Linked DNA regions of Mus musculus: region 1 is linked to region 2. Evidence: chromatin contacts called from ENCODE Hi-C or POLR2A ChIA-PET data. All regions are on one chromosome and are shown on one strand. The core of a region is the stretch at or near the end of the contact, and the rest is flanking DNA. Distances in the headings are between cores, read along the strand shown.

Region 1 (5,616 bases), core at 2,005-4,504, 44 kb after region 2:
GGGGATGTAGAGCAAGGCTTCTCATTTTAGTTCATACTGTAAAAACACTTTTTCAACTCACTTTTTCAGTGAATGTGAGATAAATTTCATACAGCCTGAGACAGCGCTGTTGCCTGTGAAATCAGCGTGAACGCATCCAGTCTATTAAGTAAGATGCTGCTCACAAAAACACATAAAATAAGGATGCGTTTGGACGGTTGATGAAATGATACGAGCAGAAGCTATGAAAAGCCTAACCCTCTGTTTCCCCTCGGAGCAATGGTTTAATAACTAAAATATCCATGGCAGTTCTATGGAACAAAACTACCATGAGAAATAGTTGACGGCACTTGTACTTTTCAATGTGTGTCCTTGGATGCTCATAACTGCGTGGATATGTATATTGATGGGTCTTCTCTCTAAGCTGGCATGGAGTGTATAACAAGCATGCTTAGCTGGTTAACTCACACTTTCAAGAGATGAGTGAACCTCCCAGCACAGGGAATCGTGAGAAGCTTTCCTAGTTCTCATTAGTCACAGAGCAAGCCTCACTCTCAGTTCAGCCATCCCTCTGCTGCCTATGTTTGAGCAAATGCCCTGAACTTTTCCTTGGCTGATGCGGACACACTTGACTTTAAAACCCTCACAAACCCTGTTTAAATACAAGCTTACAACCTGCAGAGATGGATGCCACGCTGTGTCCCCTTGTGGCATCACAAGACTCACGAGAAACTTTAAATCAGAGAGGGTGGCTCCCCTCTGCCATATCTGTGATGCAGTTGACCATTTCTTGCATTTGATGGGTGAGTTTGGCTTTTGTGGTAGAGGTGGCGATGGTACACTGTTCAGTGGGTCTTCTTCGGGACCCCTTTGTGAGAACACCAGAACTGAGGTCCCGTAATGGCTCTGGGTGAGGACGTGAGGAAGTCTGGGGCTGAGCCTTGGCCTCTGCAGGCTGAGGCAAGAGGCAAGCTCTGCTCTTTGCATCTGTGTTCTGGTTAGCCTTCTCCCTGAGGTCATGCCAAGCCTCTCCAGTGCATTTCTGAGAAATGTACCAGGAGCCAGAAAGCCCCCTCAGAATTTCACTGGGTTAGGGAGGGAGAAATAACCTCTTAGGTTACCAGGGCGATGACCATACAGAGCCCAAGAGAGTGGCTTCTTTGACCTTGCTGGGGACAGGTGGTTCTGGAGGGGAGCATCTGGGTGTTCTCTGGCTTCTGTCGCTGAGGGCAGACTCCTAACAGGCCTTGGTTGGTCAGTGGAGCGAGAGGGAGCACTGAGGCTGAAGAAACCAGAGGTTGGCAGTCATCCCACATAAACACGCTCTGTCGCTATGAATTATTTCCACGGTCTGTGGACGCTGGGCAGAATCTTCGACAGGCTCATTAATAAGAACCCAGAGGGTCTTGCTCTGGTGGCCCAGATTCCTTGGGGTTGGGGGTGCATGGAAGAGTGGGTGGGACATTTCCTTTTCCTCAGAGTCCCTCCCTCCCCCCACAGATTAGAAATTTGGTGTGCTTTCCTTCCCCAGGAGCATTTTTAGAGCGCTGCAGTCTCCTTGGGAAGAGGCTCTTGAAGGCTGTGTTTCACACATGGTCTCAGTGTCCTGACAGAGCAGATCCGTTTCCCAAGCTTCTCCATGGATACCCTGTCTTCTGCCCCCGACCTCTGTATCACATGCCTTCTCTGTTTGAACTCTTTGTTAGCATCCTTGAAAAAAAAAAAGTCATGTGTCATGCTCTCTGCAGTTTCCACTCCCCAGGGAAGGCTTGGGGCTTATTCCTTGCGCTACCATGGCTCTGTGTAGTAACTTGTGACCTGCAACCTAGCCATTCCCCAAGAGAGCTTGCGTTTCTTCAAACGCAATGCAAGGATCATGGCAATTCATTCCTTAAAAGCTTTGTGTTGGGACAAATACAACCCCAGCCTCACGCAGGCCTGGGGCTGGTGAGTCACATGACAGAAGCCAGCTCTTTATGATTTTTAAAAATATACTGTGGTTCTCATTTTCACACCATTGAAACTACTTGTTGTCTAGGACCCACTCTCTTGAGACTGGCTCATTGGAGTAGAGGACCCTGTCCTTCTGTCTGGCTCTGCCATCCTGGGTAAGTCTCCTTCACAGACTCAGTTTCCCCATCTGCTGATGGTGGTACTCAGCTCTCTACAGAGATCAAGTGATCACAACCAAAGAACACTTGGGATGTGAATGTGAGGAATGGTGTACAATGGTCTTTTGCCTTAATTTTCTAGCGTTTGAGTCTTCTTTACCCTGGATGGCTCTGTGCATCCTTCTTAGCAGCAGGATCTCTGGCCTGAAGGCCAGCCAAGCCTCCAGGACCTCTCATCTGTTGAACACTGAGCAGGCAGCCATGTGCCCAGAGGTGCTCAGTATATGAAGAGTAAACTGCACGGTAAAAGCCATGCATTTACAGAGCATGGTCATGCCACAGAAGCTGGATATGGAAAGATGGCAGCTCTATATGCATATGTAAGGTCAAAGCCCACAAAAGGCCTAGCAAAGGGCAGGGTGATCGTAATGCAGCCGCTGCATTATTCATTCAGAAAGGCAACCGTTGCTCTCTGGCTTTGGGAGACGAGGGGGAGAGTAAACAGACATGGGTCCTTGAAGGGACACAGTTGAACAGCTTAGGGACTGACCTGACTGGGGCAACAGGGAATAAAAGAAAGCAGGCACAAAGGCACAGGCGCAGGAAAGCTGGGACCAGGTGGGTCATGTGCTCTGATAGAACTCAGCAGTTCATTTCATACACCCGTACTAAGGAGCTGGGTTGGCTGTCCACAGCTGAACAAGTGTGTAGTATGCAGCTGAAGGAGGAGGGCAGACTTAACTAGTCTTGGTGGGGGTCTCTATGGGGAGCAGTCTCGGGCTGTGAACACACGGGAGGAGGAAGCTGCCCTGGACATTTTCTGCCAGTATCCAATATCCATGCACCAGGGAAAGGCTTTCTAATTCCCGTGAGTCTGAGGCATTGGTGGCATTGACGTGACCACTTTCGTGGCCCTTTTCCTGTCACCAACAAACATTCACTCAGGACTTTATTCACTCCCCGCAGTACCAGGCATATACGAGCAGAAGCATCCTGTCACAGAGTGACGTCATCTTTCTGGAGTCATCTCCTCTTCCCTCGTCGTCCCACTCATTCCTCTCCTGTGCTGACCACATTCTGGGGAAGGCCTGGAAGAAATGGAAGCCATCCTTCACGAGTCCCCCACCAGGTGCTTGGCACGGTGCTCTGCATCTGATGTGAAGTTCGCACTAAGTCCGGGACTGTAATTCTCCTTTTGCTGACAGTGAAAGAGTCCTCAGGAAAGCAGGGTGCCTTTGCGCAAGGCCAACCAGCAAGAAACAGGACCTGGATGACAGAGCCAGCTGCCTCCCCATATGAGGGCACTGGGAGAAGCGGGGTAGGCAAGGAAGGAAGCGGAGTCATTCACTGCCTCAGGCAACAAGCAATAGATTTCCCTAGATCCCGTCTGCTAGGCACTTAGATGCTTGGAAGCTGAGGCTGCAGAAACTGGCTTCTTTCTGACTCAGAGGTGCCATCTTCAGGCCAGCGGAAGTGTTGCAAACAGGAACAAGCACCTGCCCCTCTGCTCTCCACTAGACAGGCACCACCAGATGCTGGCTGGGGAAGGGACCTTCCATCTTAAAATATTCCAGAGTGAGGCAGAGGGATGGACTAGCTCAGAGTTACAGAGTTAGAGATGGCAGAACAGGAGCTGCACCCCTATGACCCCGTCAGTGACCCCTCACTTTCCAGACTCTCTTTCATCATCTTTCATCATGCATCCTCACTTTCTTCCCACTCTCCTCTTCCTCTTTCTTCTTCCCCTTCTTCCTCCCCTCCATCCGACAGCTGTTATTGAGCACTTTGTAGGTTTTGGGCATAGTCTCCCGCCTGGGATAGGAAGTCTGGGTGCGGGAAAGTCTGCTCTCAGGGATCGTTGTTGAATTGATTAGTTGACATCGTAACTTTCCAACTATAGCTGAGATGCATAGAGCAAGTCTTACCACATTTCAGGCCCTCCATAGAGGCTTCGTCTCACTGACTTCTCACAGAATAGAAGATTCAGCCGTGGGGCAGTTTGGGAGCATGCTCAGTAGGACCCAGTAAGTTGTGGAGCCGTGACTCAAAACCCAGATCCTTTCTACCTCAGAACCAGAGATGTCAACTGCAGTGTTGTATGTCTTCTCTAAAGGATAACCCAGGAAGCAGGCATGTTCTCATAACATTTTGTTCTCTACAATATTTGCTTGTTCTGGGTCTGAGCGAGGTGAAGGCCATCTTCTCCAGTTCCTTGCTTCTGAATTCTGAGGATTTTTATTGAGGTATTGTTAGGTCCTGGTTACTGAGCAAGGTATCAGGCACAGGGAAGGGACTGACTCAGAGAGAATCATGACGTGTAGATGGCAGTGTTACAGAATCAATTAGCAATCATGTCTTTGTAGAAGCACTCCACATCACTGGGAAGGATCCAGTTACATTGTCTGGTAGAAGTGGCCCTCCTCTCCCAGTTGTGTAGTGAATTACCTGAGTGACCAGACATACAGTCCCTGACTCAAGTCTCCTAGAAACACAGGCCAAATTCAAAGAGCTGAGAGACAAAATGGTCACATGAGCCTTTACAGGGCAGCTGAGGGGCCTGGGAATCCTAAGATAAAGACGGGTTTCTGGTCCCCTCAACAGGGGCCATCATCAAGTTTTGAGGAAATGAGCCTCTGTGTTCTGATACCATTTTAGTTTCCATTTCTTCATTAGCTACAAGCTTGCATTTCTCTTAAGTTCACAGGAATCCTGCCTTTGTTCTTCCTTTTTATGGGGAAGGTCTAGCTTCTCCTATGTGTGTGGATGTGCTCATGAGCACGCACGATTGGCTCCTGAAAGTAGAACTCACCAGCTTATAGGTGTCATATCCGAAGCCAGAAGATGAAGTGTGACCATCAGAAGCCACTTAAGGAATTTCTCCACCAAAGCTACAGTGACATCCTTAGACAAGGAAGCCCCATCATGTGCACGTGTCTTAGGCAGAGGGCAGTGCAGCACAGAGATGCGCTTTAACACTTCTCCTCCCTGCCTTTGCTCTGGATAGCATATCTTCACTTCCCAAGAACAGTGTGTGTGTGTCTGTATATGAACATGTACACAGATTTTATGTGCTTAGTGCAAACACACATACCTCAGAGGAATGGATTTCCTAACAGTTCTGCCAGGGCTACAACGGGGGAGGGGACTCTCTAATGCCCTCGAAATTTCCAAGATTCTTTTCTCTTTCAAAAATAACAACTCTTTTAAGATTTCATTTTTCTCTGCCCTGAATAGAACGACAACGTAACAAAAATTGTAACATCGAAGGGAGACAACCTTGGACCCAAGTCTCTGTCCTCCCAGGAAAGGACCGATCAGCCAGTTTTGGGGCTTTATATAAATGATAAGAGGGCCACGGACACATGGTCCACACGGGTTTCGTCACTATGTGAATAAGTCTTGTGAAGACATACCTACCATCCCTCGAGGTGGTTCTAGAAGGGGAGGCCGAGGTGGCCGAGACCCTGGCTTTACATTATAGAAGGGAAGGTGCTTGCTATTGTAAATGTTGGGGTGAGGGGCACCT
Region 2 (5,445 bases), core at 1,049-3,548:
CTTGTGCTTCAGCCGTGTCGCTTTCTAACCATATTCTTCTTTGAAAAACAGCTAATTGCTCTGATTTTCTGTTAAGGAGAGAAAATAATATTCAGTGTCTATAGAGTCATACAAATTTGATGTGTTTAAAAGGAACGAGGCATCTGTCCTTTTTAAAATATTGTTTTAACACTGGATGTGTGATTCACATGTGGCCAGTAGCTTAAGTTTTCAGCAGCCCTTATTAGAACACTCAAATGGGCCTGTGCTACCTAGAGGCTAGCACATTCTTTATGCAAATGGTGGCTATTGTTTCTGGGAAAATGGGTTCTTTGCTCATTTCTCCCCTTGTCATATTTGCACTGGAGGAACGATGGAGCAAACACCTCAGTTGTTTCTCCCTTTAGCTGCTCTTCTGAAAGCAACAAATGTCTAAAGTTGCTTCCAGTTTGTTATTTGCTGCGGGCGGAGAGACTCTCTGTCAAGTGGTGATATAGGCTTTGTCCTCCTTCCCTGATTTGTGGCTTCACTCCCTGCTCCCACATGAACACCGGGGAAGAGTGCACCTTGTTCTTTGTCTCCAGTTCATCTCTCTTTAGACAGATGAGCATCGGATCCCAATGAGATTGGAGCCTCACTCCAACAGCTACTGGCTGTCATGATGTTAGTTCAGCTCTCATCTGTATCCTGGAAATAGCAGCAGTGTCTGCCTACATATTGAGCAATTAAATGAGGTAATATTAACCAGAAGAGTTTACGTGGCGCCTGGTGTATAGCAAGGGGCAACTATAGTGAGCAGGTTGAAGCAATTAGTAGGCACATTCAAATTCAAAGACCCAGTTAAAAAGCTGCTTTCTTCTAGGAAGACTTCCCAAGCTGCTTCCGGTGAAAACCGAGCACTTTCTTCCCACTCTCTCTCTACCATTTTTGTAGATTTTTCTATTTTCACACTGGATTGGTCCTCACTGTGAGCTCAGAGTTTGTGCCTCTGGTCTGTACCAGGTCTAGACACAGAGTAGAGCTAGCGTCTGTCTCACTGTTTACTAGTGTGACCAGGGCACCTCCTCTCACCAAGCTTGCAGATGCCCTTTGTGACTCTTTTGCCCCTATAAGGAGCTTAGACGATTCTTTAGTTTGACTTCACTTGTAGTGGTGACTCTTGGGGCTGGAGAGAGACTTTGGTCACTATCATGGAGTCGTGTCTCCTTCTGAAGTTCGGAGGTCAGAGCTCAGAGCTTCGGTTCCTTAGCAGAGTGCAGTAGGCTCACTCTCACCATTGTTGGGATTAGCCAGGAGCACTGGTGTTAAAGCAGATAGTAGGCTCCCCCAGTCAGGGTTGCTTTCCTCTGGCTCTGCCTCCAAGCAGTTTCCTAGCCTTGAAGTTCACTACAAGCGCTGCAGGCACTCTTTTAGGAGGTCCTCGCTACAGACGTGATGTGCACACTTAGTCTTTTCAGTCTAAGGGTTGCCTACTGGGTGTACCACAATTCAGTTAGCATCCCGAGAAGGGTAGGTGTGAAACCAATGCTCCCCTTCTCCACTGGAAATCACAGTGTGTTCTTATCTAGAAATTCCACAGAGATGCTCCCCACCGTGGTCCGAGGACAGGAGGAAAACCATCTGTGAGCAGTGAAAATTGATCCAGTCTCAGAGCTCCTGACATCCTCTTGGATCCTGGGAAAAGCTGAGAAAAAGAATCCGGAAGACTAGCTCTTTCAGGGCTCAATGGGGGTGGGGGTGGGGGTGGGCACTGGCTGCAGTCAGGAATTTGACTTTGGAGCCCTGCATCAAAGAAACTATGCTGTGTCAACAGTGATGCTCGATGTCAGTGAGAATTCATGACAGAGTGGTAGAGAAAACTCATGGCAGCTGTAAATCTAGTCACACACCAGTCCCTTCTGGCCTGGTGCCTTCAAGGGGGGGGGTGTTAGGGGATGGCGGGGGTGGGGGTGGGGTGGGGGGGGATGGCGGGGGACTCGGTTTGGCTTTTATTTGGCTTTCCACAGGGCTTCGGAATAATTTGCTGGGTAGTGAGGAAACCTCTCCGCAGTGCATTCTGAGCTTACTGCGTCCATGCAGGCAGGTGCTTGGGGAGATTAATTAGGAAAATAAGTGGAATGTGATTGCAGTTGGGCTCCGAGTTTACGGAGCACTTGGTACCAGGGAGACTAATCACCCCAGAGGGCATTGTGAAATTCCGAGGAGATGCAGGCTTCATTAGCTTTTGTTTGGAGGATTACAGGATGGATGGCTCATCAGAGGGGAGGAGATGGTGATTCCTGGACGTGGAGGTGGCTGCAGCGAGGAACAGGCATGCCTGGGGTCTAGTCAGAAGGCCGCGAGCCCGGGTCATAATTCTGTGGAGCGACGCAATGGGAAAAGATGACAAATGGAAGAGCTGAAGTGACTCACTGAGGGGTTTGAAGTGTAACTCTTGGCTACCTCCGTTTTCTCTGGCTGTGGCTGGGAGGGGACTGGGCTGTCAGAAAGGGCTGTGTTCTTTCTCCAGGGCTCTACAGGCTCAAAGATGGGCCTCTGGTCTGTGCTCGCCAGTGGTGCTATCAGCCTTTCAAACTCCGTATCCACTGGCCGTTCTAAAAAAAAAAAAAAAAAAAAAAGCCAACGCGGCAGCTCCGGGTGGCCAGGATTGCGACACCAAATGTGTTTGTTCCCCATGTTTGTGAAATACCTCAGAGGCACTGTCCCAGTGCCACCTGACTAGTTTTCTGATTGCCACACGGCCCTGGCTCCATCTGGCAATACTCAACTGCGGCTGACTTGATTTTGAGATGTTTGTGGCCTTAGCCCTCGCTCTGCCTGCCCAAGTAAAGTGGGCTTTTTACCTTCCCAGCTTTGAATACCATTTGATGGGTTTGGAATTAGCTCTGCGGGCCTGTGGTGAGCATTGTGGCCGTGGATGGCTTACTCAATCTCTCTGGGCCCTAGCCACTTCCACTGCGTGCTGATAACAATTCCTACCGTGTATGATTGTGAACTACATGTGTGACACCCAGACAGGAGGTCAGGACCTCAGGTCACTAGCAAACTTCCTGCCCTTCACAACCCGCCCCCCCACCCCCCCAATCCCAAGTTGCCGAAAGCAAAGCTGACCTCCCTGATCTTCAAGTTGTTTAAATTCAAACGTACTTTTAATTTTTGCAAATGTATGGTTGTCAAATTTTGCCTGAAAGCAGGCAGTAATTGAAAGCAGTCTGGTTAATAGATACCTTAATGGGAGCCCAGAAACCCCTGAGATGGACTCAAGAATTGCTTTAAGTTCTTAGTAGCACTGCCCTAAAGGGACAAATCCAATAATTATTGAGCTTCTATTATGTGTCATGAACAAAGAAAGTAGTATTGCATGTAATTTTCATTTTAAAAAATTTCCTTAACCTTAAGCAGATAGCGTTACTTTAAAGTACTTAGTTACTTAAAGTACTTAGTACTTACTAAATATTAACTGAACGACCTTTATGTGGTAAGCATTGTTCTATAAAGAACATGCAAGAAACCTGACAGCCAGCCTGGAGACATGACTTACTGAAGGTCACATGAAGCTGTTCCATGGCGGTCCCGATACCATTCTAACCCTTTTAAGTCTTAGCCTAGGATGCTTAGGCACAGATGCAGGCATGCATATATGGGCACCCATAAAACACAGCATACGAACATGTTCATGCATAAAAGCACACCCACAATCACATGCACACACACACATGTACACACACACACACACATATATCATGTCAACATACACATGCTCACATACTAGAACAGCACAGCAAGCAATTGCATCTATATTCCGTTCTCACACATCTGCAAGGACACATGTGCTTGCACACGTTCATATGCACATTCTGCACATCAGAGTATCAAATTTCTGAGAACTCTGGCTCCCAGAAACAGCAGCCTTTACAGATGCAGCCAATGTTTTATCCTCTGTTCCTCTCTTCTTCCTCTTTCCATCCTTCTTTTTCTTCGTCCACCCCTCTTCTACCACTTTTCTTTCTTTCCCCTTTCAATTTCTTCGTCCCCCCAACTTCATTCTGTAGCCATATGTCTCTTCCTACCTTTCTAGCTATGACATTTTAGCTCATTTGCAGCCTCTGCCCTGCCCCACCCCCTCCCACCCCCATGGCTCATCAGAACAATCAAGCACAAAATTGAGACTCTTCGAGGCCACTAGGAGTTGAGTCTGCATGGCACACTGTACCTTGGCTAGGCTTCCCCCTATGCAGATGTGCTGACCCCTGGGAACCCCTCCTCTGTGCCTTCGCCCAGAGTGTATTCATGGTCAAGTCTGGTTGTTGAAGTTGAGAGTCCCCAGCCTGGCCCCAACCTGCTCTGCTCTCTCATACATGTGCCAAGTGCCTGTGAAGACTTCTTCCAACTGTTTCATCATGCCTCGGGGTGGGGATGCAGCTCTTCTGCATTTCAACACTCTGTTTCCACCTGGCACTTCCATTGCCAGCTAATAGGTGAAGTAACTCATCTCCAGGCTGACATCCATCACGCTGTGCTTTATGGGGACCCGCACTCTGATCCCTAACATGCTCATGGGGCTGTGACAAGACCAACCTGTAGCCTTTAGTAGCCACCAGCGGTGGCTTGGGAGGGGGCAGTGGTTCTGGGTTTCTCAGCTCATCTGTAGAGATAATTCAAAATCTGCATTATTTCATCATCTCGGCAACTCAAGGTGGGGGTGGTGGAATTTGAGAAACTTCGGCAACTCCTGGGTCTCAGTCCAACTGAGGATCTTTCCCAACTCATCTGCTTTCTTGTGGTATCTGGGACATCTCTCTCTGTCTCTGTCTCTGTCTCTGTCTCTGTCTCTGTCTCTGTCTCTGTCTGTCTCTGTCTCTGTCTGTCTCTCTGTCTCTCTGTCTATCTCTGTCTCTGTCTGTCTGTCTGACTGTCTCTCTCTCCTCTCTCTCTCTCCTCTCTCTCTCTCTCTCTCTCTCTCTCTCTCTCTCTCTCTCTCTCTCTCTGTGTGTGTGTGTGCCTTCAGCACTTAGCCTTTACCATTAAGGGCTCCTGAAGCTTTTCTGCCAAGCTCTTTCTCACTGGGACCCTTGGACTCCCAGCATTGATCCTCTCCCAGGCTGTTTGACTGCATTGCCCAATTGGGCAGGTTTGATAGGGCAGGCTAGTGAGTTCAAGCCTCATAAACAGTTCCCAGGTGTGGGGACAGTGTATTCTGAAGATCGCTCAGGAATGGCTTTAGCAACATGTACTTTGTCTGGGGCAAGTTCACTGTAACACCACACACACACACACACACACACACACACACACACACACACTTGGAGAAGATTCAACAGGAAGATGGAAAGAGGAGCCTTAGTGTGGATGGTACACTGTAAAACAGAATATTGCCTGGTGAGAGAAAGGGAACCAAGCCCCAGGTGCTTCGTGGCATGGGGCCAGATCTCGGAATTGTTCAATAGAAAGAAATGGAATTCTGGA

Evidence for each region. Hi-C counts contacts between places; a loop is a spot of excess contacts on that map. ChIA-PET counts read pairs that join two places held with the same protein, here RNA polymerase II (POLR2A).
Region 1: POLR2A ChIA-PET joins it to region 2 with 55 read pairs in Patski. The contact joins two enhancer-like sites. A Hi-C loop is called at or near these places in 1 of 37 maps with a recorded cell type or tissue (Patski). POLR2A ChIA-PET finds 5 or more read pairs at or near these places in 2 of 5 experiments (Patski and embryonic stem cell).

The regions. Positions count from the first base shown.
Region 1 is chr15:59,825,105-59,830,720 of GRCm38, forward strand. Gm36819 (a long non-coding RNA gene) reads left to right here. Exons shown (of 3, transcript XR_384128.2): 2 at 2,018-2,087; 3 at 3,057-5,616. Among named protein-coding and RNA genes, the nearest start is that of Gm36819, 4.5 kb to the left of the region's middle. Within about 2 kb of position 3,255, at least 1 of the 3 ENCODE cell types and tissues checked has a DNase peak (open chromatin) inside an H3K27ac peak, as active enhancers do.
Region 2 is chr15:59,781,778-59,787,222 of GRCm38, forward strand. No RefSeq gene overlaps it. Among named protein-coding and RNA genes, the nearest start is that of Gm19510, 10 kb to the right of the region's middle. Within about 2 kb of position 2,299, at least 2 of the 3 ENCODE cell types and tissues checked have a DNase peak (open chromatin) inside an H3K27ac peak, as active enhancers do.